2 separate regions of the Homo sapiens genome follow, and region 1 is linked to region 2. Evidence: chromatin loops called from intact Hi-C (ENCODE). Cell type or tissue: Calu3. All regions are shown on one strand. Each heading gives the region's core, and the rest is flanking DNA. Links, peaks and the distances in the headings are about the cores only.

What was found. A loop is a pair of places that touch in the nucleus more often than their neighbours do. Peaks named below come from ENCODE experiments on the same cell type or tissue, not always from the same donor. Only the 100,000 strongest peaks of a DNase experiment are listed, where the experiment ranks them.
Region 1: a loop joins it to region 2, with 5 times the contacts of the local background. A loop is called at or near these places in 2 of 110 quality-filtered maps.

What each region holds. Positions count from the first base shown.
Region 1 is chr20:40,622,871-40,638,168 of GRCh38, reverse strand. It overlaps LOC102724968 (a long non-coding RNA gene), which reads left to right. Exons shown (of 8, transcript XR_001754596.2): 3 at 2,504-2,581. Among named protein-coding and RNA genes, the nearest start is that of MAFB, 59 kb to the left of the region's middle. In Calu3, for the core only: no CTCF peak of the experiment used is centred there; no DNase peak of the experiment used is centred there.
Region 2 is chr20:40,556,480-40,571,777 of GRCh38, reverse strand. LOC102724968 (a long non-coding RNA gene) reads left to right here. Exons shown (of 8, transcript XR_001754596.2): 8 at 1-3,208. Among named protein-coding and RNA genes, the nearest start is that of MAFB, 130 kb to the left of the region's middle. In Calu3, for the core only: no CTCF peak of the experiment used is centred there; DNase peaks (open chromatin) are centred at 8,217 and 9,547.

The DNA of each region.
Region 1 (15,298 bases), core at 5,665-8,164, 68 kb before region 2:
CCCCTTTCCTCTGTCATTTTCTCCATTTTCATCTGTTTTCTTTTCTGCCTTTCTTTGCCTCTCTCATGGGCAGGTCTCCACACCTCGCAATGGAAGCCTGTTTCTTTCTTCTGCACCGTCTCTCCTATCATATGTGTCTTTACACAAGAGCAGAATAGTTTTGAGGGATGTTCTCTCCTGGGTTTGTGTTTTTTTTTGAGATGGAGTCTTGCTCTACCGCCCAGGCTGGAGTGCAGTGGTGCGATCTTGGCTCACTGCAACCTCTGCTTCCTGGGTTCAAGCAATTCTCCTGCCTCAGCCTCCCTAGAAGCTGGGATTATAGGCACCTGCCACCATGCCTGGCTAATTTTTGTGTTTTTAGTAGAGGCGGGATTTCACCATCTTGGCCAGGTTGGTCTTGAACTCCTGACATCAGGTGATCTGCCTGCCTCGGCCTCCCAAAGTGCTGGGATTATAGGCATGAGCCATCATGTCCAGCCCTCTCCTGGGTTTTTAATTAGGCTTAGAATCTTCTCAGAAAGCTTTTCTCCTTTTCCTATTGATTTGTAATAAAAATGGGATAATCAACCCACTGGGAACCTCTGGCCAGAGCTAGAGGGGAAACAGGGGAGAGAAAATAGTGGCCACTCTGCAGACAACAGGCCCTTGTCAAGGAAGCCTCTTCCCGTGTCACAGTGGATGAGCCTTTGTTGGGGGCACAGAGGAGCAGGATCCTGGCATGGACACAGGGGAAAACCTGATATTGCGTTGACCATCTCATGGGGCCCAGTTTTCTTCTGAAGGAGCTCACAAAATACCATAGTGGTCAAAGTACTGGTGTTTGAGAGGCCCGGGTTCAAGTCTCAGCCCCAACACCACTCACTAGCTGTGGAATCTCAGACAGGTGACTTAGCCTCTCTGATTCTCACTTTGCTCATCTCTAAAATAAGACTAACAAGAATGTTCTTGTGGAGTTGTTCAGAAAATTAAATGAGAATGTTGGAAGAAAAGCACCCGTATCAGTCATGATTCAGCCAGAGAAGCAAAACCACTAAGAATGGCATAAACTGAGGGCTTTCTTATGAGGGTTTGATCCTGTGCAGTTGTGGAAGCTGGTTCAACCATCTACAGGGGGCCATTGCTTCGGTGTCTGGGCCTACAGTCAACAGAACAAGCAGGTGGGGAAGGAAGGATTGACAGGAACTGTAGGGCAAGGGCAAAGCAGAATGTGAGCTGGATTATATAAGGAGGCATTGAATCTGCATAGGTCTCTTATCTCCTCGAACTCCCCAACTTTGATGATGTGAGTAACCTGCTGGAGAAGTGATGGCTATTGTCACATTGCTGCACACATTCATGGCCAGGAGTTGAGGAGGCTGGAGGAGGAGGCCTGGCAGGAAGTGGAGGAGCTACAATCTGGGTGCTGCCCTATGTCAACCAGCAATACCTACCAGGGGCAGAGAGGCCTAAAGTTACACAGCTGGTGAGTGATGGCTCTTCCATCCGACTGCAAGTCCATGGTTCCACTGTACACACTGTGCCCTCAGTGGGAGTGGAGACATTCATGGACTTGTGTCATTGAGAAGCAGTCTAAGGAAGATGAGGCCCAGGTATCCATCTTTCCATAGGTCCTGCTTCCCCTTCTCCCATGACTTCCAGAGCATGTTCTGTTCACAGTACATTTTTAGCTCTCGGAATCTGAATTGAGGTTGTGGCTGGGCTAACCCACATCTTGGTGGCAAGGCCCAAGATTTGGAGATGAGGTGATGACTTGTCATGTACGGCAGTGGCAGTGGCTCAACACTAAGTGATCTGTGACCCCTTTGCATGCCTGGGAAGAAAGTGGCTTACTAAGAAGGAGCCCATCCAAGGACTAAATTTCCCAGGTCCTTTTGCAAAGGTGGGGCCTATGACATGTGAGTGGAAGGAATGTGCATCACTTTCTGGCCAGGGAGCTTAAGAAGAAGGTGGAGTTTCTTCATTTGTTTGCTCTCCTGCCAGTGGGATGTCAACACTCAGTGTAATCTTAGAAACCAAGTGTTGATTATGGTGGAGACTTCATCAGCCTGGGTCATTGACCTAACCCAGTGGTTCTCAAAGTGTGATCCCCAGACCAGCAGCATCAGCATTGTCTGGGAATGTGTTAGAGATGAAAAATCTCAGGCACCACCCTAGATCTACTTAATCTGAAAACTCTGGGGTGGGGCTCAGTCATCTGTGCTTTAAAAAACTTCCAGGGGAATCTAATGCATGCTCAAGCTTGAAACACCCTGCTCCTCTTAGTTACCATTCCATTCATAGCTCCTGAATGGACAGCCAGGCTCATGACGGCTCAGGAGCTTTACTGCTTACTCCCATGGCCATCCTCACCTTCCACCCCACCCTTGCCTCTCAGGGGGTTTCATGAAGAAGACAGCAGTGGCACATGCTCTATATAATTCTTAACATGAAAGAAGCAGAGGAAAATGGCATTCTCATGAAATAATTCATTAATTCCTTCCTCATTTTTTCATTCCCTGAACAGCCATAGAGAAGCATTAGGTTGACTGGAAAACTTCCCTGGAGGAGCTACAAAATACAGTTTGGATCAACAGCCCTATAGGTAGGTTTTATTATCACCACAGTTTTATAGATGCAAAACTTGAGGTTCAGGGAGTGTGGGTGAGAGGTGGGGCCAGGATTCAAGTCTGGTTCTCTCTGCCTCCATCTTCCACATTTTTTGGCACTCTCATGGCTTCCACGCTTGCATTTCCAGGTGGTTGGTCTTTTGCAAACAGAACTCACCAATTGCAACCTCTTTGCACCTAAGGAAGAATCACATCAGGCATCCAGATCATTTGAGAAAAATCTGCTTGTCACATTTCCCCAAATATGTTACACAGGGGCATATGTTTGCATTATGCCTGTGACTATAAATTCAATACATCCTGAAAGAGTGAATTAATGAGTTAATTAGCAACTGGGTAGCTAGCTTGTCCTCATCTAAGTTTGCTTATCTAGAAACTTCTTGTATTTTTCCAGCTTGAGAAAATATTTTCTGCAAAGAAGCTGGCATCCAGCTGTAATTGCTGCAATTGTTTGTGGAGGGCAAACAAATGGACATAGTCCTCGTGGAAGATGAATGACATGGTACAGGTTAGGGCAGTGGTTCTCAAACTTTAACATGTGTTCAAGAATCACCTGTAGAACGCCAGAACACAGATTTCCGTGACCCACCCCAGAGTTTAAGATGTGGTAGTTCTGGGACAGACCCCCAAATTTGCATTTCTAACAATTTCCTAGATGATGCTGATGCTGCTTCTGTGGGAACCACACTTTGAGAACCACTGGATTAGGGTAATCTAGATCCTGCAACAAAACGGCAATGGCTTAACGCTGTGAGCATGTATTTCCCACTTCCTTACAGGGGAATGACTGAATATGGTGTGATATGACATAGGATACAGCTATGAAATGAATCAAATATAAGTGGATTGATCTGAAGTGATAGCTGTGGTCTGATGACTGAGATAAGCAACTTGCCAAGAAATTTATATAGCATAATCTCATTTTCGTAAAACAAAACAAAAAACTAAACCAAAACCAAAATAAAACAACCTACTTCTCCAAACCTCAAGCCGTATCTATGTTTTATAAATATAGGACAAAATACATAAGACTATACCTGATTATTAACATAAGGGTACCTCTGAAAGTTAAGGGACATTATTAGCTTTCTAATAATATTCCCTTATTATTGATTCATTCATCAAAACTGCCATGGTTCTGACATCATGGGCATCCTAAGAGGAGGTAATGTTTAAAATAATTCTAAAATGCAAGAAATAATGAAAATCACTCAGCTCATAAAAGGGTGGATTCAAGGCTGCTTTGTTTCTTTGTATGTGTAGCCCCCGACAGGGATGGGGCAGTGTTTCTTCTGTCTAGAGGGCACATGATGCTGGAATCATGGCAGTTTTGTTGAATGAATGAATGACCATGTCAGTGACCACATGCATGCACTGAGAATCTAACTTTTGGGGGCCAAGGCATGCCTACGAGAGCAAACCATCTAGGAGCCCCCAAATGGGGGTGTATTGAGAAGGCAGCTACTCCAGGATGTACTCCATGATGCCCTGGCTTTAGATGGGTGAGTATTGCACCAGCTTAACCCTCCCTTCTTGAGTCTAAGTCTCTGTTGGATCCCAGAGGTTCATCCTCGAAACTGATAGTAAGCGGTAGAGGCTTCAGCACTGATAAGCAAGGACGTATTTCTCCCAAAGGAGGGAAGTAGAGATGTGACTCAATAGACACCAAAATCAGAGTCTTTGGGCCCAAAGTGTCCCAAATAAAGCCAGGGTAGGATTCCAGACTCTACGCTCACAGGCTGCAGTCTCTTCCTCCTTGGTGAATGGCTAGGCTGACTTTCACAGGGATATTAGAGACCGGGTTCCTTGGGGTTTGTGAGCCCACAGTGGGAGGGCTGCTTTCAAAGTTCACTTAATTACACCTCCGAGCAGGTTCAGGGGGCTCTTGGGCACAGGGGCCTTGGGCCATGTGTTGGGGTCTCTGATAGCCCTCCTTGGTGCTGGCTTTCAGGGAGGCTGAGGCTGAGTTATACCCTGCAGCTATGCCTAGTGATCTGGTTCCTTATGGGAAGTTGGGAGGACAAATCAGCTTGAGAGCCACTTGCAGTTATTCAGTGGGGGAAGAGAGGAGATCATTTCATGTGGCGGAGACGGTGGGGGGAGGAGGGAAGGGAGTTCTTAGGGGGAGAATCTCTGAGGAAAGGATCCAGTCCACAAGGTTAAGACAGGAAGTCCCTTCATGAGAACTAAAATCATCAGCAACTTGATTCAGGCTGCTTGGCACAGGGTAATAAGCACCAAATAGGAAATTTGGATCCCAGTTCAGCCAATGTTTAGCTGTGTGGCCATGTGCCAGGCTTTTTGCTTAGTTAAATGTCAGAAATAGTGGCTGCATTCATCTTCACAACAGTCCTATGCAGTAGGTGTAGTCACCATCCACATCTGCATATGGGAAAACAGAGGCTCAGAAGATCTCACAGCTAGAAAATATCAGAGTTAGACCTGAGCTCAGGCTCTGTGCTGGTGTTTTCATTACTGGCATTTCTTTTTTCTTTCTTTTTTTTGGTTGAGTACTCATATTTCTATATCTTCTCTCTTAAATTCTCTGAACCTCACTTTAGGGTTCACCTATAAAAAGGGTTTGTATTCATCAATTGCCAGCCAAGAAATGGGAATTGCTCAAGGTTTTTCAAACAAAGAAAATTTAATACAGGGAGTTAGTCACACAAATGACTGAAGACACTGAGAGGCAATTCAGATTTTAGTAAGAGCCGGAAGCTGCACCTGCCCCCTTAGGGCTGCAGGAACAATGGGAGGAGGTATTGTTATCAGATTCTAGGAGTCTGGCCATTGGCAGAAGCTAAGACCATGTTGGTTTTTGCCCCGTGGGTGTGGCACCATAGCAGTAATTACTGCCAGAGATGTCACTAGGAGCAGAGGGGAAGGGAGAAACATATCCTGGCTTCTCCCTTGTAGTCTTGCTCACATGCTTCCCATTGGTTAAAATTACCCTGATGCCGGAGGACAAGGGACCCTGGGGAGCGTAGATCCCACAGGAGGTCAGAGGAAGGGTGCCAAATGGATCTAAGACCAGACAGGCTGTTGACGAGTTCAGAGCTAAGGGTCGTTGGGAGTACTAAAGAAGACCATGTGGGACACAACGTGACATAGGGTGACAAAACTTGTAGGGCACTGCGTGTGTGACCAATCCGGTTGATTACCGGCTACCACTGTCAGATAGGAACAGAATAATAGACTAAACCCCAGAAAGGTTTAGAACATAGGAAGGAAATAACAAAATAAGAGCAAAAGTTAATAATACAAACATAAGGCCTGTTAGGGAGGTTCAACAAACCCAAATGGACTCTACAAAAAAAGCTAGAAATGAAAAGGAAAGTCTCGCTACATATACAGCAGACAGACATTACAAATAACAAAACGATAGGTGAATAATTTTATACCAAAACATTGGACATACATTTTTTTTTTTTTTTCTGAGATGGAGTCTCACTCTGTTGCCCAGGCTAGAGTGCAGTGGCGTGATCTTGGCTCACTGCAACCTCTGCCTCCCGGGTTCAAGCAATTCTCCTGCCTCAGCCTCCTGAGTAGCTGGGATTACAGGCATGTGCCACCACGCCCAGCTAATTTTTGTATTGTTAGTAGAGACAGGGTTTTACAGTGTTGGTCAGGCTGGTCTTGAACTCCTGACCTCATGTGATCTGCCCACTTCGGCCTCCCAAAGTGTTGGGATTACAGGTGTGAGCCACTGTGCCTGGTCACCAAAACATTGGACATCTTTATGAAGGGAATGCTTCTAGGAAAAATATAATTTGCCAAAACTGACTTAAGTAAAAATAAACAATTCAAATAGATCTATGGCCATTATCTTATTATTCCAGACAAAATAGTATAATTCCTATTTTATGAATAAGGAAATTGAGGCCTAGAGAGGTGAAGAAAATTGCTTAAGAATCTGCAGGTTGGAAGGGGCGGAGGCAGAGCCAGGTGTGTCTGGATGGCAGGATTCTTTCTCCTGTGCTGGGAGGTGGGAGGAGGTGATAGGGCGAGGCCCCTGCTGGGAAATTCCCCAGAGATGCCTGCTATTTGGGTTGGTCAACTACTAGACACTTTTAATGCGCCTCTAGGAGAGGCATTTGGCACCTGAATTTCCCCTGAAGGTTTCACCATCACCGTCTCCAATTAAAGTAGCACAGCAGCCCTGCATCGCCTGGAGAACATTCAGTACCACCCATCTGAGGGGAGCAGGATAGGGCAGCCCGTGCCTTGGCCCTCGGCCCTTTGACTCAGCAACTGCCCAGGCCCAAGAATGCCCAGTGCCTGACTGGGCGCCCACAGCCGCAGCCCAGGCCTCTGAGCGAGTTTGCCTCTTATGAAGAAGCAGGTGGCGGCTTGCTGCAGAGTCCATGTGGGTGACAGACTCCCACCATTTGAGGCCTCCAAGAAGCCCACACCCTGTGGGTGGGAAATGAGTCTTGAAATGGAAATTGTGATTGAAGATGCAATGGCTGACCTTGGCCATGAGAACCCTTGTCAAGTGGCATCTCTCTGTCTGTTTTGCATCCCTTCACCCTTTCTCTTGGGAATATCACCTCACCCTTCCCTTCTTAGGGTTCTGGTGAGGTTGCCAAGGACAATATCCTACCATCTGTGGCCACATGAGGCAAGCTGACGAGCTCTTCCCTTGGTTGATGCTAAACAGCAATGATGTCAGCCTGGGGTTGTCTGGGGACATGCCCACTGCCCTCTGCATCACGATAGCTAGAGGAGAAAATGAGGAAATGTACAGAGGGACACAAAGCTGAGAGAAAGTGGAGATGCCTGACAATATTATTTGAGCTCCTTGATCCAGATAAGCATGCAGTACCATTACCCCATTTCCCTTCTGTCGTAGGGGACAATACTGTCTTTAAAAAAATTTTTTTTGAAACAGAGTCTCATTCTGTGGCCCAGGCTGGAGTGCAGTCGTGCGATCTCAGCTCACTGCAACCTCTGCCTCTGGGATTCAAGCAATTCTCCTGCCTCAGCCTCCCGAGTAGCTGGGACTACAGGCGCCCTCCACCATGCCTAGCTAATTTTTGTGTTTTTAGTAGAAACAGGGTTTAGCTATGTTGGGCAGGCTGGTCTCAATCTCCTGACCTCAAGGGATCTGCCTGCCTTGGCCTCCCAAAGTGCGGGATTGCAGTCGTGAGCCTCCATGCTCTGCCAATCTTGCCTTTTTATTCTTAAATATGTTTGAGTTGGGCTTTTTTCTATTGAAACCCAAAGAGTCCTGACTAACACAGTTTGTCTTGGCTTCCCTCTTTCTGTGTCCCTTCTCAGTGACTAATTTCTCCGACACCCTACGACTCCCCTCAAGTGCTCTCAGGAAACGGGCCACACAACGCATTCAACTAGCTGTTTTTAGTTGAAATGTTTCGCTTGGCCCTGAATATTTTAATGGTTGGCATAATGATAAAGAATCATGAAAAAGAGCCTGCAGAGGTGGAGACTCAATAAAACATATCTGCCTGGGGAAGGGGTAGACAGAAATATTCATCACTGCTAACATTGATTGAGTCAGAAATGGTGCCCTGTGCTCCCAGTGAATCAGCTCATTTCATCTGCACAGTGACTCTACACTTAGCTTCTATTGTTTTTTCTGTTTTACAGATGAGGAAACTGAGGTTGCAGAGCTTAGATAATTTGCCTAGAGTCACAGAGTTAGGAAGCGGTGGTGCCAAATTTTGAAGTGAGGAATTTTACTTTGCAGTGTATGTTCTGAACCACTTTGTTCACTTAGATAATTAAGTGACTTAAACAAGTTTAGCTTGGTGAAATTGGTTGGCCGCGGTAGGGGGGAGTTCTGGGCTTTTTTCAAAATTATCTTTAATGTATTTAATACAGTTTTCTTAATTTAAAGACACTTAAATAGAAAAGGTATTTTTATTTTGAGGGGGGTTGCATAAGAAATGCTGTGAGTTAAAAGAAGAAACTAAAACAAACAAACAGTAAACCCTGAAGCAACCCTTTCCATGGCTGCCAGAGTTCCCCCACCAACACAAAGTGATTCTGTTCTCTTCGTTAAAGGAAAAGCCCCTCTGCCTGGAGGTTAAAGGCTGTATTTCAGCACCTGACTGAAAGCTCTCCAAATCTGGTCCCGACCACTTTCCCAAAACTACCCACGGCAGCCACTGCCCTGAGGCAGCCTCACTGAGCAGCCCCTGAGGTTTTTCAGCTTTAGAGTCCTTGCTAGCAGTCCTAGCAATGTATTCCCATGGCCATGTGGTTCTGCCAAATTTGTGAAAATAAGATATTTAAACTGATATAGGTTAAGGCCACTCTCTCTTCTTCTCTGATATTTGTACCATTCCTCTGTCTCTTCTGTACTGTTAGAGCGGTCCCAAGGACTTTGGGAATCTGGCTAAGAAGATACTGAGTTGGGGATACACTTAGTTTGGGCTTATAGCTGTGTGATTTGCAGTCGCTTCCATATACGGGTAAGTAATTGCTAATCATCCCAGTGTCGAAATCTGCTTCCAAGGACACTGGTACCACCTACTGTGCCGACTCACATGTGATGTGTGAATGTTGCCAAGTGAAGGTTTGGGGCCAGAGGCTGTTTCACGACGTGAACGTGTTCTGTGGTGCCCAAAGTATGGCGGAGAAACCAAGTTTGAAATGTACAGAGCTGGAAGCTAGTCTGTGGACAATCCTTACAAGTTCCAGAGCTCAAATACGAAAAAAATTCATGGAGGTTTTGCCAAACTTTGTGACAATCCTTAAAAAATACAAAGGATATGAACAAAGAGTTAGGAAGTGGAGAGACATTTTCTAAATTATCAGTAATAAAAGTCAAACTGATCAACCATTAATATTATAAAACTTGTTATACTACTACTGACATGGGAAGAGACAAAGAGAATGAAGCCAAAACAAGTAGGAAAAACAATGTTATCAAAGTAGGTCGGCAGTTCATTAATGCACAAAATGGCTATTTTTCTGAATGGCTGAGATGTTTCTGGTACTATTCAGCTTTTTATTGACAAAATTTATAATTAGTTGTAATTTCTTTTCTCATTCTAAGTGAATATTCCCTTTTGCTCCTACATTTTTAAAAATCATCTTTATTGAGGTATAAATATACAATGAAATCCACACACCTAAGGGGACTGTTTGTGAGTTTTGACAAATGTATATACTTGGGTAACCATCACTGCAATCAAAGCATAGAACATTTCTGTCACCCGGACCACTCCTTCCTGTCTCTTTACACGCAACCTCCCTGCACACTTTGCCCCAGACAAGCACTAACTTGCTTTTTTTTTTTTTTTTAATCACTATAGATTTGGATTGTTCTAGAAACGTCACTTAAATGGAATCATGCAGTACCCTTTTATGTCTGGCCTTTACTGAGGGAGAGATCGGCATTTTGGTGGGGGACTCGGAACTGTACCTCATTTTGTGTTATTCACAAATTTATCTTATTTTCTTTCAATAAGACTTTCTAATTGGGATACTCTGCGTATGGCCCTACTGCTGCTTTGCACTCTGGGTATGTTGGACATCCCACCTCCTCAATAAACTTCCCATGCACACTTCTGAGTCTATGCCTAGAACACACTGTTCCCTCTGCCTGGAATGCCCTTCCCTCCTGAGCCACTGGATGGATCAATGATCATCCCTCCTTGTCCACGTCCAGTGTCTCCTCCCTCCTGGCTTTTCTCAGGCAGAATAGCACACTCCTTTCTTAGATGCCCTAGGATGTTTGGCTTATATTTCTCATCAATGTTCAGTTTATATTGAAATCGTTTTATTTTTGTCATTCTTTCCCTCATAGAATCTGAGTTTTTTAACGGAGGTTTTTGATGGGGGCATTGTGTGTTCAACATGTGACACCTGCTCCTCTCTGCCCCCCTGCTCACCCTAAGTCAGTAGACTGTCCTATGCATTGCAACAAATGTTCATTGTATATGAAAAAAAAGTGAAACTCTTCACATGACATTATAGAAACAAGACAAACAATTCCTTTATTTAGTTGTAGCCATTACTATTTGCTTTCTCATGTGTCAAGAGAAACCAAATAGTGGGGGCAGTAGCACTCACCATTCAGCTAATGGAATGGAAGTGAACTGACTCCATGGGGAACTTCAAAGGAGCCGGGCTCTGGAGGCATAATGGACTGAAAACTGTTCCCTAAGGGATATGTCCAGTCCTAGCCCCTGGAACCTGTGAATGTGACCTTATTTGGAAATGAGATGTTTGCAGCTATAATTAAGGTAAGGAGCTTGAGGTGAGATCATCCTGGATTAGGGTGGGCCCTAAATCCAATGACAAGTGTCCTTCTAAGGGACAGAAAAGGAGAAGATGCAAAGAGACCCAAGGAAGAAGGTCATGTAAAGACAGAGGCAGACATTGGGATGATGCTGCCACCAGCCAAGGAATGTTAGGAGCCATCAGAAGTTGGAAGAGCCAAGGCAGGATCCTACACTAGAACCTTTGGAGGAAGCATAACTTTGCTGGCACCTTGATTTTGGACTGCTGGCCTCCAGAATTATGAGAGAATAAAATTCTGTTGTTTTAAGCCACCAACTTTGGGGTAAGTTGTTGTGGAAGCTGTAGGCAACTAATATAGAGTTGGCAATCTTAAAAAACTACATATATGGAGAGCATGACAAAAGTCAGTTGAGATGTGATAGAGAAACTCTATGGAATTGAAAGTTTGAATGAAGAACCAAAACTCCCGAGGGCTCTGTGAACATTTCAAATATCCAGTCAGCAGGGCAGAAGGCTCTCCTTGTTTTAAAATACTTTTTTTTTTTGAAATAATTTAAATAATTGTTGAAATGGTGAAAAAAATAAAAATTAAGTAAAAAGATATCATTTTCACCCATCAAATAGACAAATATATTAAAAAAAAGATAATCCCTAGTTCTTGCCATGGTATGGGGAAAAATGAAATTTTATTCCTAATGTTGGGAGTCTACCTCCTGAATTTCTCAACAGATGTAAAAGAATCTTAAAAGATACATATCCCTTGACCAGTTAATTCTGCTTCTCAGAATTTATTGCTAAGGAAATATCAGAGATATGAATGATATAAAGATACATTCAAGCTTATTCATTATAGCACTGTTATGGTTTGGCTGTGTCCCCACCCAAATCTCATTTTGAATTGTAGCTCCTACAATTCCCACGTGTGTGGGAGGCAATTGAATCATGTGGACATGCGTTTCCTTGCTATTCTCATGGTAGTGAATAATCCTCATGAGATCTGATGGTATTATGAAGAGAAATTCCCCTGCACAAGCTCATTCTGTCTCTTGCCTGCCATTTTGTAAGACATGCCTTTTGTCTTCTGCCATGATTGTGAGGCCTTCTCAGCCACATGGAACTGTGAGCCCATTAAATCTCTTTTTCTTTATAAATCACCCAGTCTCAGTCTCAGGTATGTCTTTATCAGCAGCGTAACAATAGACTAATACAGTTGAGGTGAGATCATCCTGGATTAGGGTGGGCCCTAAATCCAATCACAGGTGTCCTTCTAAGAGACAGAAAAGGAGAAGATGCAAAGAGACCCAAGGAAGAAGACCATGTGAAGACAGAGGCAGGCATTGGAGTGACACTGCTACCAGCCAAGGAATGTCAGGAGCCACCAGAAGCTGGAAGAGCCTAGGCAGGATCCTACACTAAACCTCTGGAGGAAGCATGACTTTGCTGACACTGACTCAACTGACTTGTGACTTACTACAAGTAAGAGTAGAAAGTTAGAGTAGAAAGTTAGTAGAAAGTTAGAAACAATTTGATATACTCTAAGAGTGGATTGGTTAAATACATGTTGGTATAGTGGCAGAAGTGGAAAAATGCAGCCCTCAAACTTCTTATTTATATTATAGTGAGATACCTAATAACTTGACGAAATGCTTAAGATAAAATATTATATACATATACCCACATACATATCATGAAATATAATAAATTATCCCTGTTTTAATGGTAATAAATTTTGGGTAAAGAGAAGGGACATTTCTTTCTGAGGATCATATAGCTAGTAAATACTGAACACAAGTTCCAAACCCAGGACAATGTCATGCTGTTATGGGCTGACTTGTATCCCCCCAAATTCCTGTTCTTGCAACCCTAAACCCCTAGTACCTCAGAACGTAATCGCTTTTGGAGATAGGATTTTTAAAGAGGTAATTAAGATTAAATGAGGCCTTTCTTTCCTGTGGGCCTTCATCCAATATGACTGATGTCCTTCTTTTTTTTTTTTTCTTTTATTATTATACTTTAAGTTTTAGGGTACATGTGCACATTGTGCAGGTTAGTTACATATGTATACATACGCCACGCTGGTGCGCTGCACCCACTAACTCGTCATCTAGCATTAGGTATATCTCCCAATGCTATCCCTCCCCCCTCCCCCCACCCCACAACAGTCCCCAGAGTGTGATGTTCCCCTTCCTGTGTCCATGTGATCTCATTGTTCAATTCCCACCTATGAGTGAGAATATGCGGTGTTTGGTTTTTTGTTCTTGCAATAGTTTACTGAGAATGATGATTTCCAATTTCATCCATGTCCCTACAAAGGACATGAACTCATCATTTTTTATGGCTGCATAGTATTCCATGGTGTATATGTGCCACATTTTCTTAATCCAGTCTATCATTGTTGGACATTTGGGTTGGTTCCAAGTCTTTGCTATTGTGAATAGTGCCGCAATAAACATACGTGTGCATGTGTCTTTATAGCAGCATGATTTATAGTCCTTTGGGTATATACCCAGTAATGGGATGGCTGGGTCAAATGGTATTTCTAGTTCTAGATCCCTGAGGAATCGCCACACTGACTTCCACAATGGTTGAACTAGTTTACAGTCCCACCAACAGTGTAAAAGTGTTCCTATTTCTCCACATCCTCTCCAGCACCTGTTGTTTCCTGACTTTTTAATGATTGCCATTCTAACTGGTGTGAGATGGTATCTCATTGTGGTTTTGATTTGCATTTCTCTGATGGCCAGTGATGGTGAGCATTTTTTCATGTGTTTTTTGGCTGCATAAATATCTTCTTTTGAGAAGTGTCTGTTCATGTCCTTCGCCCACTTTTTGATGGGGTTGTTTTTTTCTTGTAAATTTGTTTGAGTTCATTGTAGATTCTGGATATTAGCCCTTTGTCAGATGAGTAGGTGGCAAAAATTTTCTCCCATTTTGTAGGTTGCCTGTTCACTCTGATGGTAGTTTCTTTTGCTGTACAGAAGCTCTTTAGTTTAATTAGATCCCATTTGTCAATTTTGTCTTATGTTGCCATTGCTTTTGGTGTTTTAGACATGAAGTCCTTGCCCATGCCTATGTCCTGAATGGTATTGCCTAGGTTTTCTTCTAGGGTTTTTATGGTTTTAGGTCTAACGTTTAAGTCTTTAATCCATCTTGAATTGATTTTTGTATAAGGTGTAAGGAAGGGATCCAGTTTCAGCTTTCTACATATGGCTAGCCAGTTTTCCCAGCACCATTTATTAAATAGGTAATCCTTTCCCCATTGCTTGTTTTTCTCAGGTTTGTCAAAGATCAGATAGTTGTAGATATGCGGCGTTATTTCTGAGGGCTCTGTTCTGTTCCATTGATCTATATCTCTGTTTTGGTACCAGTACCATGCTGTTTTGGTTACTGTAGCCTTGTAGTATAGTTTGAAGTCAGGTAGTGTGATGCCTCCAGCTTTGTTCTTTTGGCTTAGGATTGACTTGGCGATGCGGGCTCTTTTTTGGTTCCATATGAACTTTAAAGTAGTTTTTTCCAAATCTGTGAAGAAAGGCATTGGTAGCTCGATGGGGATGGCATTGAATCTGTAAATTACCTTGGGCAGTATGGCCATTTTCACGATATTGATTCTTCCTACCCATGAGCATGGAATGTTCTTCCATTTGTTTGTATCCTCTTCTATTTCATTGAGCAGTGGTTTGTAGTTCTCCTTGAAGAGGTCCTTCACATCCCTTGTAAGTTGGATTCCTAGGTATTTTATTCTTTGAAGCAATTGTGAATGGGAGTTCACTCATGATTTGGCTCTCTGTTTGTCTGTTGTTGGTGTATAAGAATGCTTGTGATTTTTGTACATTGGTTTTGTATCCTGAGGCTTTGCTGAAGTTGCTTATCAGCTTAAGGAGATTTTGGGCTGAGACAATGGGGTTTTCTAGATATACAATCATGTCGTCTGCAAACAGGGACAATTTGACTTCCTCTTTTCCTAATTGAATACGCTTTATTTCCTTCTCCTGCCTAATTGCCCTGGCCAGAACTTCCAACACTATGTTGAATAGGAGTGGTGAGAGAGGGCATCCCTGTCTTGTGCCAGTTTTCAAAGGGAATGCTTCCAGTTTTTGCCCATTCAGTATGATATTGGCTGTGGGTTTGTCATAGATAGCTCTTATTATTTTGAAATACATCCCATCAATACCTCATTTATTGAGAGTTTTTAGCATGAAGGGTTGTTGAATTTTGTCAAAGGCCTTTTCTGCATCTATTGAGATAATCATGTGGTTTTTGTCTTTGGCTCTGTTTATATGCTGGATTACATTTATTGATTTGCGTATATTGAACCAGTCTTGCATCCCAGGGATGAAGCCCACTTGATCATGGTGTATAAGCTTTTTGATGTGCTGCTGGATTCGTTTTGCCAGTATTTTATTGAGGATTTTTGCATCAATGTTCATCAAGGATATTGGTCTAAAATTCTCTTTTTTGGTTGTGTCTCTGCCAGGCTT
Region 2 (15,298 bases), core at 7,205-9,704:
AGGTCATACCCCCACACCTTCTCCCTGGGCCAGGCTCTTTGGACTTCTGAGCTCTGGCCTTTCCAATAGGAAAGTGACCAACTGGCCACAGAAACAAGATCTGCATAGCTTTTGCAGAGGAAAAGAAGTAGCAGGGAATAGAAGCAAGGACTCAGACCCTTGGGCTGCCCAGCTTCGCTTCTCTCCCAGCTCGGCTTCTCTCCCAGCTCCATTGCTTATTATCTGGGAGGAATCAGACAAGTTACTTAACCTTTCTTAGTCTTGGTCTTCCCACTAGAAAAGTATGGAGATAGTGCTATATGCACAAGGGGATTGTTTATAGGAATAAATGAGAAGATCTACACAGAGAGTTTAGTGTAGGGCTTGGAACATAGTAAATATTCCACAGACATTAATTACTCTCAAGATTATTGAAGGTTGTATCTAAATCCTTAGTTTGAGCAGCCATTTGAATACACAGTGTACAGGAGGCAGGATTGTGCACCTAGAGAGGGAGGACTCTGGATTCAACGAGATCTGGGTTCAAATCCCCACTCCAATAATTACCAGTAAGCAGAATGAACATGGAAAAGTTAATTCTCTTCTTTGAGCTTGATTTCTCACCTTGTGCTTTCCTTGCATGGTTCTTGTTGAGGGCTGGTGGTGGGGAGATTATGTGAAATCATGTATGCCAGACACACAGTGGATGTGCAATAATGGTTCCCATTATTACTAAGGAATCAAGTCAAATCCATTCAAAGGATGGCCTGAACCTTTATGGGTCTGATCACCATTAAACATGTGAAGGCGGGTTAGTCCGCTGGCATTTTGTGTGTGGAGTGAATCAAAAGAAAAATTAAGGTCAAAATGGCTTTCTTCATTTGATCATTCACTTTTTCATACCCCCAGTGCCTGGCACGGTGTCTGGCTTATTTTAGGTCATCAATACATATTTGCTAATTTAAATAAAGCTTTATTAATGCCAACATATTTTGTATGGGCAGGGCTGGCTCCATGGGCAGCCATGTTGGCATGGCTATGCTTGGGAGGGCCCCATGACATCTTCAAAGTCTTAATAATTTTTAAATAAGGGCCCTTCATTTTTATTTTGCACTGGGCCCCACAAATTATGCAATAAGTCTTGTGTACAGGCAAATAAAATGCAATGTAAAAAGGCTGATATTTTCCTTCTAAAAATTCTCCATTGGCTCCTCATTGCACCTAGAAGAAATCCAAGCTCCTTATATGGCTTACCAGTCCTTATATGACTTACATGGTCTCTGTAGTCACACACACCTTGATTCCTAAACTCCAGCCACCCAGGCCTGCTCATTTAACAGTCTGAGCTCTCTACCTGCTCCCCATTTGGGTCTCAGCTCCTAAATCACTTCCATAGCAAGATCCCTCCCTGACCATCCTCCTAGCCACTCTGTCTTTTTAAAAAATTTATTTTATAATTTCAACTTTTATTTTAGATTTGGGGGTATATGTGCAAGTTTGTTACATGGGTATGTTGCGTGATGCTGAGGTTTGAGGTATGGATCTCACCACTCAGGTAGTGAGCATAGTACCCAATAGGTAGTTTTTCAACCCCCAGGCCCCATTTCCCTTCCGCTTCTAGTAGTCTTCAGTGTTGAGTGTTCCCATCTTTATGTCCATGTGTACTCAATGTTTAGCACCCATTTATAAGTGAGAACATGCAGTATTTGGTTTTCTGTTTCTGCATTAATTTGCTTAGGATTATGGCCTCCAGCTGCATCCCTGTTGCTGCTGCAAAGGACATGATTTCATTATTTTTTATGGCTGTGTAGTATTCTTTTTTTTTTTTTTTTTTTTTTGAGATGGAGTCTCACTCTGTCATCCCAGGCTGGAGTGCAGTGGCGCGATCTTGGTTCACTGCAAGCTCTGCCTCCCGGGTTCACACCATTCTCCTGCCTCAGCCTCCTGAGTAGCTGGGACTACAGGCGCCCACCACCACGTCCTGCTAATTTTTTGTATTTTTAGTAGAGATGGGGTTTCACTGTGTTAGCCGGGATGGTCTCGATCTCTTGACCTCGTGATCCGCCCGTCTTGGCCTCCCAAAGTACTGAGATTACAGGCAAGAGCCACTGCACCCGGCCACGACTGTGTAGTATTCTATGGCATATACATACCACATTTTCTTTATGTAATCTGCTTGTGGTGGGCCCCTAGGCTGATTCCATGCCTTTGCTATTGTGAATAGCCCAATCCATTTTCTTAGCCTGCTTTACACTCTTCGTAGCTTCTGATGCTTTCTGAAAGGAGTTAGAGTTTACTTTTATGTTGACTTGTTTATTTTCTGTTTCCCCCACTGTACTAAACTTGATGGAGCAGCCATCTTCCTGTCTCATTCCCTCCCTTGTTCCCAAAGCATTGCCCAGCCCTCAGCACACAGTGGGTGCTCTGAATACTTATGGACTGAAGAATGAATGAACTTGGCAGTTCTGGGATTTTAATCTTAAAATGCCGATCCTTCAGGACTTTCTCCAATGGGAAAGTGAGACCAGAATTGGCACCATATACCCTAGTTGGGGATGAGTGACCATTTGTCTCCATAGCCTCCCAGTTGAGCAAGATGTCCACCATTTCCATGTTCTCCTGGTAACACAAGCTGTGAAGGGCTGGAAGTTGGGGCTTGGCTCCTAAGCCCAGTCTCCCGGGTCAGGTCCCTGCAGTAGGATCCAGTCTGCAGATGGAGATGTAGAAAGGTCTGGATAGCTGGTGTGAACCAAGAGGCAGGAAACAGGAGATTGATAGCAATGAAAACATTGGATGAGAAGTCACTTAACCCAATGCCCCATTTTACGGAAAAGAATATTGAGATTAAACGAGAGGAAGAAACTTATTTTGTAATAATAATAATAACAGCAAAAATCCAACCCAACTCAAACCAATCCAAATAAAATCAATGAAACAAATGAAAAGAAAAAAAAACAATGAGAGGCAGTATAGTGTAGCATTAAGACCTCAATACAAGCATGATATTAAATGAGTTAATACTCCTAAGGGGCTTAAGGCACAAAGTTCCTGGCACAACAAGTTTGCTATATAAGTATTCACAAATTAAAGGCTAAATCTATTGTGCTCTTTTGCTGTTCCAGGAAATTTGCAAGCCTCTTACTTACACAATTTCATTTGATTCTTCCAGTCACCTGTTGAGGTAGGTGCTATGATGATTTGTCCCCATTTTACAGATGATGAAATGAAGGCCCAGGTAGCAAAGCTGGGATGTGGCCCCAGTCTGGCTGACTCTAGGGCTGGGTTCTTGGCCACTACCCTGGATTGCAGTCAAGGGTACAGCTGGCCTGGTACCTCTGTGCTCTTTCCCAGTGCCAGGCCTGAGACTGGCCTGAGTGGGAAATACTGCTGATTCACATGTGCTCTGCTGGGAAGCTGCCTTACTCATTGGCTCGTTCATGCTGCAAGCATTCCCTGCATCTGCCTTGCTCAGGCTTTGTGCTGGGTGCTGCAGACAGGTGAAGTCAGGTGTCTCCTGTTAGGACAGCAGGCTTCCAGGCTGGAGGGGCTGGCAGAAGGTCGGACACACGTTGGAGAGCTGATGAGTACAGGCTTGCTGAGCTTGCTTTTCTCCAGGTCCTTGGCCACCCCTACGTAGGGAGTGCAGCTGGCCTGGGTGTCAGGAATTGTTGGGATCCCAGATATACCAGAGCAGATTGGGCAAACCTTTGAACCTAGGTGGCCTGCTCAGCCCTCCATGCAAAGCCTCATGTGGAGGGCTGGGATAGAGAACTCTGCTGGCTTTGGATGTGTCTGAGAGCCCCACCTGCCAGGGGGCCAACTGTGCTGTAGGGAGGGGATAAAGCCCTAACAGGGGCTACCCCTGGGAGCCCAAGAGCCTTCAGCAATGATTCCAGATTCATATCCCTTACCACTTTCTGGCTTCTCCAGCCTGGAACCTCTGGGCCTGTTCTGCTCCCACCCCTGTCATAAGCACCCCAACAAGACTTGTGGCATTCAACATGGGTCACTCAAGATGAGTGTTCCCTCTTCAGTCCACAGGAGGCATGCCCAACCCTATTGACCTCATTTGCCCATGCATTCATGCATTTATGCCTTCATTCAACAAATAGTTATTGGATTCCTATTGTAGGTTAGGTATTGTGCTGGTTTCTAAGAACACAGCTGAGAAAAAAAGAGTCATAGCTTCTACCCTCAAGGAACCCACATTCTAGAAGGCTCTCATAAAAAGAGTAAAGCAAGGATGAAAAATAATTACATTTTAAGAAGTGCACACAGGTGATATAAGTTGGTGATATGAATTGGCGCTGATTCATATTAGCTCATGAGAGCCAATTGTTAAATTTTCAGGGGTTTTTGTGAGCTAGTAGTTAAACACAGCCATTATAAACATTAAATTATATAAATAATATGTATTTTAATAAATAATATATAATATAATAAATAAATAATATATAATATAATAAATCATATAAATTATATAAAAATCAAAATGAAAAATGAAATGCATGACTCAATTATTTTACTTCTATTGTATCTATACGATGAAAATAATATATAATAGTTTGTGCATTGTTGTACTTCTTTGCCTAAAACCATATTCAGTGACCACATGTTGCTAGCTTGATATTGACCATGATGGGAATATTTACATTATGAAAATTAGGAGACACAACAAATGAGGGCTTTTGTTTTTCTTTGAGAACGATTTGTTAACATTTACTAGCACGTTCCTGGGATATGGGAGAGAATACAGGGGGATTTGACCTCAGGTAGATTCATTTATCGGGGAGATCTCACTAAGGGGGGGGATAGTTTTCTGAGACCTGAGGTTGAGAAGGAGTTGACCATTGTAACCATGTGTTGCAGAGTTTCATGCAAAGTCTCTGGAGCATGGTAGTTTCTGGGAATGGAAAGGGGACCAGTATGGCTGTTCATCAGTACCTGTAGCTATGACATTATGAGCAAGGGGGAGGGAGGAGGGAGATGGGGTTGGAAAAGCAGGCAGGGGCCAGGGCTTAAATTGACTTGTAAGCCATGGGAAGGAGTCTGAAGTTTATTTCAAGCCATGGGAGGGGTGCACAGCTGTGAGAGGGCAGCACAGCCTGACTCCCACCTCCAGTGCACTCCACATCTTTCCTCATCCTGCCCCACAGCTTTCTCCAGAGTTACAGGGGAGGGGATGGCAGGAAGTGAGCCCTCTTGGGGGCAGCCTTCAACCATAAAGCCATGGAGACTAGTGGATAAAGGTCCCAGCTTCCTGTTTTTCAGGTGGAAAATTCTGGGAGGCCTTCTGTACACTTCCTAGAGATCCTGGTACACCCAAGCCCCCTTTGCCTACAGTAAGGATCTCAGTAATATTCCCATATACAGTCTGAGCATCCCAAATCTGAAAATCCAAAATCCAAAATGCTCCAAAATCTGAAACTTTTAAAGCAGAAACATGATGCTCGAAGGAAATGTTCATTGGAGTATTTCAGTACTCATTGGAGTACTTCCTGGGGTCATCTCCCAAATCAACTACCTGTACCAAAGGCCTTATCGCAGGCTCTGCTCTCCAGGGAACCCAAACTAAGACAGGGTGATGTGAACACTGTGCACACAGAGCTGGCAGATGGGGAATGGGTTGGAGGGGCCATTTCTGCCCACTCAGTTTCCTCTACCCATGCCTGGGTCCCCTGGGTTCTTTCTGCAGGGACCCCTTTATCCCACATCCTGGAATCAGTCTTGACTAGGGACAGCCTAGTTTCTGCCCTTAGGCTTGAGTGGGTCAGCCAGGAGGTGATCAAACCCAGCACCACACTGTAGGGGCCACTTCACAAGCCTGGCTGCATCTGTCAAGACCCTCAGTCCCCTCCCTTTTTGGTTGGTCTGGCTCCTGATGCAGATTATCCCTGGCTCCTCCTGAAGGTGTCCTCATCCTGTCCTCCCACCCAGTTCTGCCAGACTGCTGCCTGGATCTGATGGTTTGTCGAGCCCTCTTGAGCTCTGACAGCCCCACAAGGTGGCTTAGCTGTTCCCCAGCCCTGGTCATGTGCCTAAATTAGGCTACAGTCAGTATATCCCACAGATCCCTGCCATGCAGAACTGATCTCACCTGTCCCAACCTGGGCCAAATAGGACACCAGTGTGGCCTCTTCCTCAGTTTCCCCAGTTCAGCATGGGTTAGCAACAACCATGCACTCACTCAGCAGCCCAGGCTTCAAGAAACACTGCTGCTGCAGTGCGACAGTCTGAGACTGAGCCTTCACGGAGGTCAGGTGATCTGTCTCACAGAGCTGGCTTTATACACCCCTGTCTGAATCCTTCCCTACTTGGCAGCCCAAAAGGCCATCTCCTTCTCCTAATGCCCCTCACTTTGCATTCCCCTGCACAGGCTATCCTTCGGGACCCAAATTGGCAAGGCAGCAGACCCTATTCCTTACAGGACGTGTTTCCCTGGCTTTATGACTGGGAAACCTGACCATTCTCCCTCCCTCTCCCCTAGGGACCTGGCTCCCTTCCTCACCATGAGCCCCTCCTGCTGCTCCCTTCTGAAGCTCTCCAGAACATTCTGACTCACCCTCTGACTCATGAGGAGTGTATTTCTGTTCCCATGTCCTGCACCTTAAGGCCCGGAGATCACAGCTGTTACCTCTGTGCATGTGTGTGCCTGTGTGTGCACCTGTGTGTGCATGTGTGTGTGTGTGCCCCTGTGTATGCATGTGTGCATGTGTGTCTGTGTGTTCTTGTGTGTGTGTTTGAGTGTGTGCATGCATGCATGTATGTGCCTGTGTGTGTTTGAGGGGGGCACGTTTTTCTCAGAGAGCTGGAGAGGGCGATTCTCCTATCCCTTCTCTACCTTACGTATACATCCCCTGACCCCTCAGGAGCAGACAGCCACCCTCACAGGCCCCTGGAGATGTGGATGGTGGGGTTGCCACAGAAAGCCTTATGCGAATACAAGTACAAGACAGTACAAGATGATTGTACTATCCAAGGTGCTTTTTAGCAAAGAAAATCCAAGTTGTTGACTCCATCCACTAAACCCTGAGTCTGGAATCTCTACATTGTTGAGCTGGAAGGAACCTAGGGGCTAAAGCTAACTCCTCATTTGTTACTTTGGGCCTAAAGATACCCAGATTAGTAAGAACCATGCCAAAAATTACCCAGCAAGCAAGTGGGCAAGCTGGATTGGTATCATAGTTAATTTATGCCCTAAGCCAATATCAGTCAGCCATTCGTCCTCTCCCCTAGCCACCCTCCACTATCCTGCTAGACCTGTGCCATCCAATATGGTGGCCACCAGTCGCATGTAGTTATCAAGCACTTGAAATGTGGCTAATCCTAATTGACATGTGCTGTCAATGTAAAATATGCATCAAATTTCAAAGGCTTAGTATAAAAAAGAATAGGAAATAGCTCATTAATAATTTTTTATATTGATTACATGTTAAAATAATATTTTGGATATATTGCATCAAATAGAATACATTATTAAAGTTAATTTCACTCATTTATTTTACTTTTAAAAATGTGGCTACTAGAACATTTTTAATTGCATATGTAATTTAAATAGATAATGGTTCATGTTTATGGCTTATATTATATTTTAACAGGAATTGACCAGCCCTTGGGCCAAATCTGGCCCACTGCCTGTTTTTGTAAATAAAGTTTTATTGAAATGCAGCCAGGCTCATTCATTTCCATAGTCTATGGGTGATTTTGCTCTGCAATGGTAGAGTTGTAACAGAGACCCTATGTTCCACAAAGCCTAAAATATTTACTCTATGGTTCTTTATAGAAAAAGTTTGCTGGCCCCTGCACCAGACCATCAATTTCCTGAGAGTAGAGATTCTGAGCTTCACACAGGATAAGTGCTTAATTAATACTAGTTGAATAAATGAATTACTTGATTAATTTTTGGAAGGTAAGTTTGTTGAAATTCCAAGCAGAGGACATAGTGTGTTGTCAAGGCACAGAACCAAGAAACAGCCCTGGGTGTTCTGATAAATGTCTGAGGTGGCCTTAGATACTCACATCAGCCCCCTCCTTGGTCCCTGGCTTCCTGTTTTTTTCCAGGAAATCTCCATTCTGCCTATGCAAACCCCAACAGATCACCAACCAACTCTCAAATCTTCAGTAGCCTGGCCGCTGCCTTTAGGATGAAGGCAAAGGTTGTTAGCAGGGCCTTCCGGCTCCTCCTGCCCCGCCTTGCCCAGCCCTTTAGCCTGGCGCTCTGCCATCTCCTCTCCCCTCCAGCACTCCGGCACTGCTCCTGCAGGCGCCCCACCCATTCTGGTCTTCGTGCCTTTCTTCATACTTTTTCTCTGCAAGTCACATAGCCACCCTTCCAGGCTCAGATCCAATATTTCTTCCTTGAGACACAATGTGGCATTTTGCCAGTTTTGGAGTTTCTTTTAAATGATTGTTCCTATAAGATAAATGATAGGAGGTAGTCGGTTCCCACAGCACTTTGTATCTTTCTTCACTGTAACACTAATAATTGAAAGCAGGAAATCTCACTTTTTATTTGGTATTTGCTGTGTGCCAGACACCACCCTCAGCTCTCTCCATGGATTGCCTTTTAAAATTCTCACCACAGCTTTATGAAATACGTGCTGTTTTGCTCCCATTTAACAGATGAGGAAACAGACTCAGAGATGGCCCTGAAATTCAAATGCAGATTGTTGGATTCGAGAGCCCACAGTCTTAATCTAGGGCCTGTGTTCCTTCCTGAGACTAGGTCCTACTCTCCCACGCCTGGGGTCTCTTCCTTCCAGAGAGGTCCTAGAATCCGCCCTGAATGGGGACAACCTAGGCCCTGCTCTGAGGCCTGCGTGTATCAGCTCATAGGTAAGGCTAACCCAGCATCACAGTGTAGAGACCTCTCCAGAGGCCTCCCTGCAGCTGCTCAGAGAGGCAGTCCCCATCCTTGAAGGTCTAGGGCACACAGTTAAGTATATGTTAACTCTTCCTCATTTTGGGTCTCAACATAAACCATGCTTCCTCATGGAAGTACTCCATGATTGCCCAGAATACGATAGATCCTTGGATATGTGTTCTCACAGTACCCAGCTCTTCTCCTCCCCTAACACTTATTAATTTTTTTTGTACTGACTCTTTTATCGTTGGTTTCCCCCAGTAGACAGTAAGCATCATGAGTGCAGGAACTTTGTTCATTGTTGTATTTCTAGCAATTTTCTCAGTGTCTGCCTGTTACTAGGCACAGTGAACATTTGAGTGAATGAACAAAACTCTACTTGATCTCTTCACCTGGATATCAGCCTCACAAATCCACAGGGAAGCAGAAAAGCATGTGAGGTTCGGTCCCTATCCCATTCCCTCTGCAAGGGACTTAGTGTTGAAGACACTGGTACGTGTTGAAAGGACACAATGGGAGATTGATGATCACAAGGCCGGTAATGTCTGACCTGTGAGCAGAACTTGAGACAGAAAGCAACTTCCTCTGCCTCAGCCAAGGAAACCTACCCTCCTCCCCACACCAACCCCATGTGCCCTCTTGGGCACAGCCTGTGGCTGACAACAGAGCTGAAGGACAGTGGGTAGGTAGGTCCCCTGTCTGGGGACAAGCAGACAGGCCTGTGGCTTGGGCAGTGAGTCAGACAGACTCCCCACCCTGACCCCACCCCCAGAGAGTGAGGGAAGCGAGCTGCTCAGTCACACACAGACAGCTCATGGAGGAGGGACACAGTGGGATTCCAAATCACTGCTAAAGGGTTTCCCCCATTCTTCCTCCTGCTGCTCTAGTGGGTGTGGCTTGAGAATTTCAGTTTTCACCTGTTTCAGGGAAGGCAGTGGCCCAGGTGAGGCCTGCAGCGGTTGGAATTTTTATATTTGCCCTGCACATCCCACAAATATCTCAAGGCTCTGTTGGTGGGTGGGAGGGTTGGTCTGCCCTAGGACCCCTGAGAATCAGGTCTCACGTGCATACCTGGGTCTAGGGTGAACAGCTTATTTTCGCTTGCCTAGGCCTGCCTTGTTTTAAAAACTAAAAATTGGAAGGGCGCAGTGGCTCATGCCTGTAATCCCAGCACTTTAAGGCAGGCAGATCACCTGAGGTCGGGGAATTTGAGACCGGCCTGACCAACATGGAGAAACCCCATCTCTACTAAAAATACAAAATTAGCCGGGCTTGGTGGCACATGCCCGTAATCACAGCTACTCAGGAGGCTGAGGCGGGAGAATCGCTTGAACCTGGGAGGCGGAGGTTGCGGTGAGCTGAGATTGTGTCATTGAACTCCAGCCTGGGCGACAAGAGTGAAACTTCATCTAAAAAAAACCCAAAAAACCTATAAATTCCACTTCCCAGAAACTCCCCAGTCTCAGGCAAAGGAGGCTGGTTGGTCCCCCTTCCTGGGTTCTTTGCACTTCATTGATTGGCTTCAGTACCAGATGCTGTGTCACTAGTTGCTGGCTGGCCACTTCTTCATCATATCAGTGCATGGCCATGGGCTTCTTTTGAGGCTCATGGTTGGGCTTAGGGACAGGCAGCAGCTTGCTTGACCTGTGAACCTGGGCAGACCACCAGGGGCTAGTGTTAACTGTTTGACACCCGGTATAAAGACCACAAGAAGTTCTGCTGAAGTTCTTGCAGATGGTGGGGTGGGAGACGGACCCAGGGCATCTAATCTACCAGGTTGTGATGATGGCCACATAGAGCTGGCCTGAGTTTTGGGACGTATGTCCGTGCAGAGCAGAATAAGCTACATCAGGGGATAGAATAGATATATAATGCAAGACACATATGCCATTTTAAATTTTCTAGTAGTTACAGTTTAAAAAGAAGCAGGTAAAATTACTTTTAATAATAGTCTATCTAACCCACTTATCCCAAATATGATCACTTCAACATCCAATCAATAGAAAAATTTTTAATGAGATCTTTTAAAATGTTTCTCTCTTCATTCTAAGTTTAACATCTGGTATGTATTTCACGGGGTCAGCACATCTCAATTTGGACCAGTCACATTTCAAGTGCGGCTTGGCCACATGTGGCTCTGTATTGGACAGAGCAGAGCTAGGCACTTTTGCAGCAGGGAAAAGGGATCTTTATCCAGACAGGGCTTCCAAGGTCTAAGCAGGTCCATTTTGAGGAGATATTTGGAGTCTACGCAGATGAAGGTAGATCTGCAGATTTCAAAGTCATCAGTTGTGCTGGTGTGATATTGAAGCTGTCTGGGGATACTGTTTGGGGGCTGTAGGTTGTAAGGGGGAAAAGGTGGTTTTATCATAGTTCACCTTTGTGGTACAGCCAGATCAGTAGGAGGAATGCCCGCAAGTGTGGCTGGGGAGGGCTCTTTCTTACTCTTAGACAAAAGGTATTGTCAGCCTACAGTCTTTGCAAGATTTAATCTTAATGGAGCAAGCCTCCAATAGGCCCTAAAGAGGCTCTTGCTAGGAAACCTTGACCATCCTTCCCACCACTCCTTTGTCCCTGGAGGAGCAGTTTGTGGATTGCTTTCTGGGTTTAGTTCCATCTTAGAAGGTAAGAAAAGCTCCATTGATTCTTAAGAATTGTTTTTTCAAATGTAAATGTATTTCTTAGAGCTGTACTTCATTAGTTTTTGAAAACTGCATTTCCTTCTCTCAGAAAAATGGACACTCACAAATATGCATACACTTTAAACTACAATTCTAGGAGGGACCTGAGGTTCCCTGAAGCATTCTTTACACCCTAGATTAAACATTTCCAGTTAAAAAGATACAGAGCTCTAGCTGGACACAGTGGGTGATGGCTGTAATCCCAGCACTTTGGAGAGCCAAAGTGGAAGGATCACTTGAAGCCAGGAGTTCTAGGCCAGTCTGGGCAACAGAGCGAGACCTCATATCTACAAAAAATAAGATAACTAGCTGAGTGTAGTGGCACACACCTCTAATCCCAGCTACTGGGGAGGCTGAGGTGGGAGGATCCCTGGAGCCCAGGAGTTTGAGGATGCAGTGAGCTATGATTGTGTGATTGCACTCCTGCCTGGGCAACAGAGGGAGACTCTGTCTCTAAAAATATAAAAAAATAAGTAAATACAGAGTTCTGAGTTGAGTTTCCAGAGTGTGTAGAGCAAAAAAGATGGGAAAGACAAGTCCAGATGCTGGTGAGCATGTGGAGCCGCCAGAACATCATGGGTGGATTGTGAATGGTTCATCCACTTTAAAAAATGACTTGACAGTTTCTTAAAGAGTTAAATGTGCATCTAGCCTATGACCTAGTAATTCTATTTCTTGATATTTATCTGAGAGAAATGAAAACATATATCCACAAAAAATTATTTACAAAAATATTCATAGCAGCTTTAATCACAATAACCTAAAATTGGAAATGGTTCAAAATATTCATTAACAGGATAATGGGTAAACATTTATGGTCTATTTATACAGTGAGATACAACTCAGCAGTTAAAATAAACAGATTATTGATCTGTTCACAACAACATGAATGAATCTCAAAAATATCCTGCTGAGCACAAAAAGCCAGACACAAGTGTTTATCTGTGTGACTCCACAAATGTGAAGTTCCAGAACAGGCAAAGCTAACTCGTGGTGAGAAATCAGGGCAGTCGTTGCTTCCAGGGAGGAGGAATTGCTGGAAAAGGGCAGAAGAGAACGTTTCTGGGTGTTGGGGACGTTCTATGGGTTTCAGTCAAACTGAAAGACCGGTGTGATTAAAATCTGTGCACATCACTATATGTAAGTTATAACAAAATAGGAAAGAAGCCAGCTAAGGAACTGAATTGTTATCTATGCACGTAAAGACCTGGTACTCATCTAGCCATTCTTGGTGATGGTAGGTAGGTTCCCTGACAGTGGGCCAGCCCCGTTCTTTCAAGTAAAGGTGATGTGTGTCCACTCACATACAAGATTAGGTAAAGACTGGTAGATCCTTGAGGATGGGGACAGGGCCTTATTCATCATGGTGTTCCCAGTGCCCAGTAGGAATGGGCCCTTTACAGGTGCAAAGGAATTATTTGTTGTATAAATGAATAAACAAATGACTGAATTACTCATGGATGGTCTGAACGATGGTCCTGGCACTGGAAGAGAGAGTGGGTCATTGAGTTTTCACACTAGAGAGCACTAAGTAATCAAGTTTTCTCCTCTCCTCCTCCATCCCTTTTTTCCTTCCTTCCTTCCTTCCTTCTTCCCTCCATTATTTCTTTCTCTCTTCTTTCTTTTCTTCCTCCTTCCTTCCCTTTCTCCTTCACCTCCCTTTCTCCTTCCCCTCCCTCCCTCCCTTCCTTCCTTCCTTCCTTCCTTCCTTCCTTCCTTCCTTCCTTCCTTCTTTCCTTCCTTCTTTCCTTCCTCCTTCCCTTCCCTTTTCTTTTCTTTTCTTCCCTTTTCTTTCTTTCTTTTTTCTTTTATTTTCTTTTTTTCTTTCTCCTTCCCCCCTTCTCCTGGAAGAATATCTATTGATCTAGGGTCTTCTTGTTCACTGAGTCTTTAAGGCAGTGTCTATGGACCTATGAACTGTTCTGAGATCTATGAAAATAGCTGGGATATAAAAAAGTAAAGAAAACTGCAAAGTATAAAAAATTAATTTTAATTAAATGTACATAAGACACAACAGTTTGTCAACAAATTCACTTCAACTCTAGTTATATAGAAGTTTCATGTAGTATAAGATATGAACATATTTTAACGTGGTTTAATGATGATACAGCAAAGTAACCTCCGAAAGAAGAGGAATTAGGGACACTAAAGGCCTTAGAATTAACTGTGCAATGGATTTACACTTGATGTAAGAAACTCACTTTCAGTAACATATAAGAAAGTGGGAGAGGGCAGAGGAAGAGTGGAAGAATAGAAGACTCTGTAGTTATAAGGACCTCATTTATCTTTTATGAAAAAATCATTGTAATGACATGCAGTTAAAGATATACATTTGTGGTAGGCAGAAAAATGGCCCCTTAAAAACGTCCATGCCTTAATCCTGTGAACCTGTTACTTGACATTGCAAAAGTACTTTGCAGAGTGATTTAAGATTATGGACCTTGAGATGGGGTGATTATCCTGGATTATCCAGGTGGGCCCAATTTATTCACATAAGTCCTTGAAATTGGAGAACCCTTCCAACTGTGGTCAGAGGTATATGTGAATAGGGAAGAAGGGTCAGAGATGCAACCTTGCCGGCTTTGAAGATGGAGGAAGGGGTCAGGAGGCAAGGGATGTGGTGGCCTCTGGAAGCTGGAAAAGACAAGAAAATGGATCTCCCCTAGAGCCTCTAAAATGGAAGGCAGCCCTGCTGACACCTTGAGGAGCCCCTTGAGACCTGTTTTGGACTTCTAACCCAGATAACTATAAGTAATAAATATGCACTGTTTTTTTGGCAAACATATAAATATAAATTTTAATTTTAAACCTGATAAAGCTTTGAAATTAGAAGATTCTTTTTTTTTGAAATTTAATTTAATTTAATTTTAAGTTCCAGGGTACATGTGCAGGATATGCAGGTTTGTTACATAGGAAAACATGTGCCATGGTGGTTTGCTGCACCTGTCAACCCATCACCTAAGTATTAAGCCCAGAATGCATTAGGTATTTTTCCTGATGCTCTCCCTTCCTATGCTCCCCCTTGCCCTGGCAGGCCCCAGTGTGTGTTGCTCCCCTCCCTGTGTCCATGTGTTCTCATTGTTCAGCTCCCACTTACAAGTGAGAACATGCAGTGTTTGGTTTTATGTTCCTGCATTAGTTTGCAGAGGATAATGGCTTCCAGCTCCATCCATGTCCCTGCAGAGGACATGATCTCATTCCTGTATAGTATTCCATAGTGTACATGTTCCACATTTTTCTTTATCCAGTATATCATTGATGGGCATTGGGGTTGATTCCATGTCTTTTCTATTGTGAAAAGTGCTGCAATAAATACACATGTGCATATATCTTTATAATAGAATGATATATATTCCTTCGGGTATATATCCAGTAATGGGATTGCCGGATCAAATGGCATTTCTGGTTTTAGGTCTTTGAAAAATCACCACACTCTCTTCCACAATGGTTGAACTAATTTACATTCTCACCAACAATGTAAAAGCGTTCCTATCTTTCTGCAGCCTCACCAGCATCTGTTGTTTCTTGACTTTTTAATAATCACCATTCTGATTGGTATGAGACGGTATCTCATTGTGGTTTTGATTTGCATTTCTCTGATGATGGTGATGTTGAGCCTTTTTTCATATGTTCGTTGGCTGAATAAAAAAATAATTTTTTGTCTTTAGTTCTGTTTATTGATTTGTGTATGTTGAACCAGCCTTGCATCCCAAGGATGAAGCTGAGTTGATTGTGGTAAATAAGCTTTTTGATGTGCTTCTGAATGAGGTTTGCC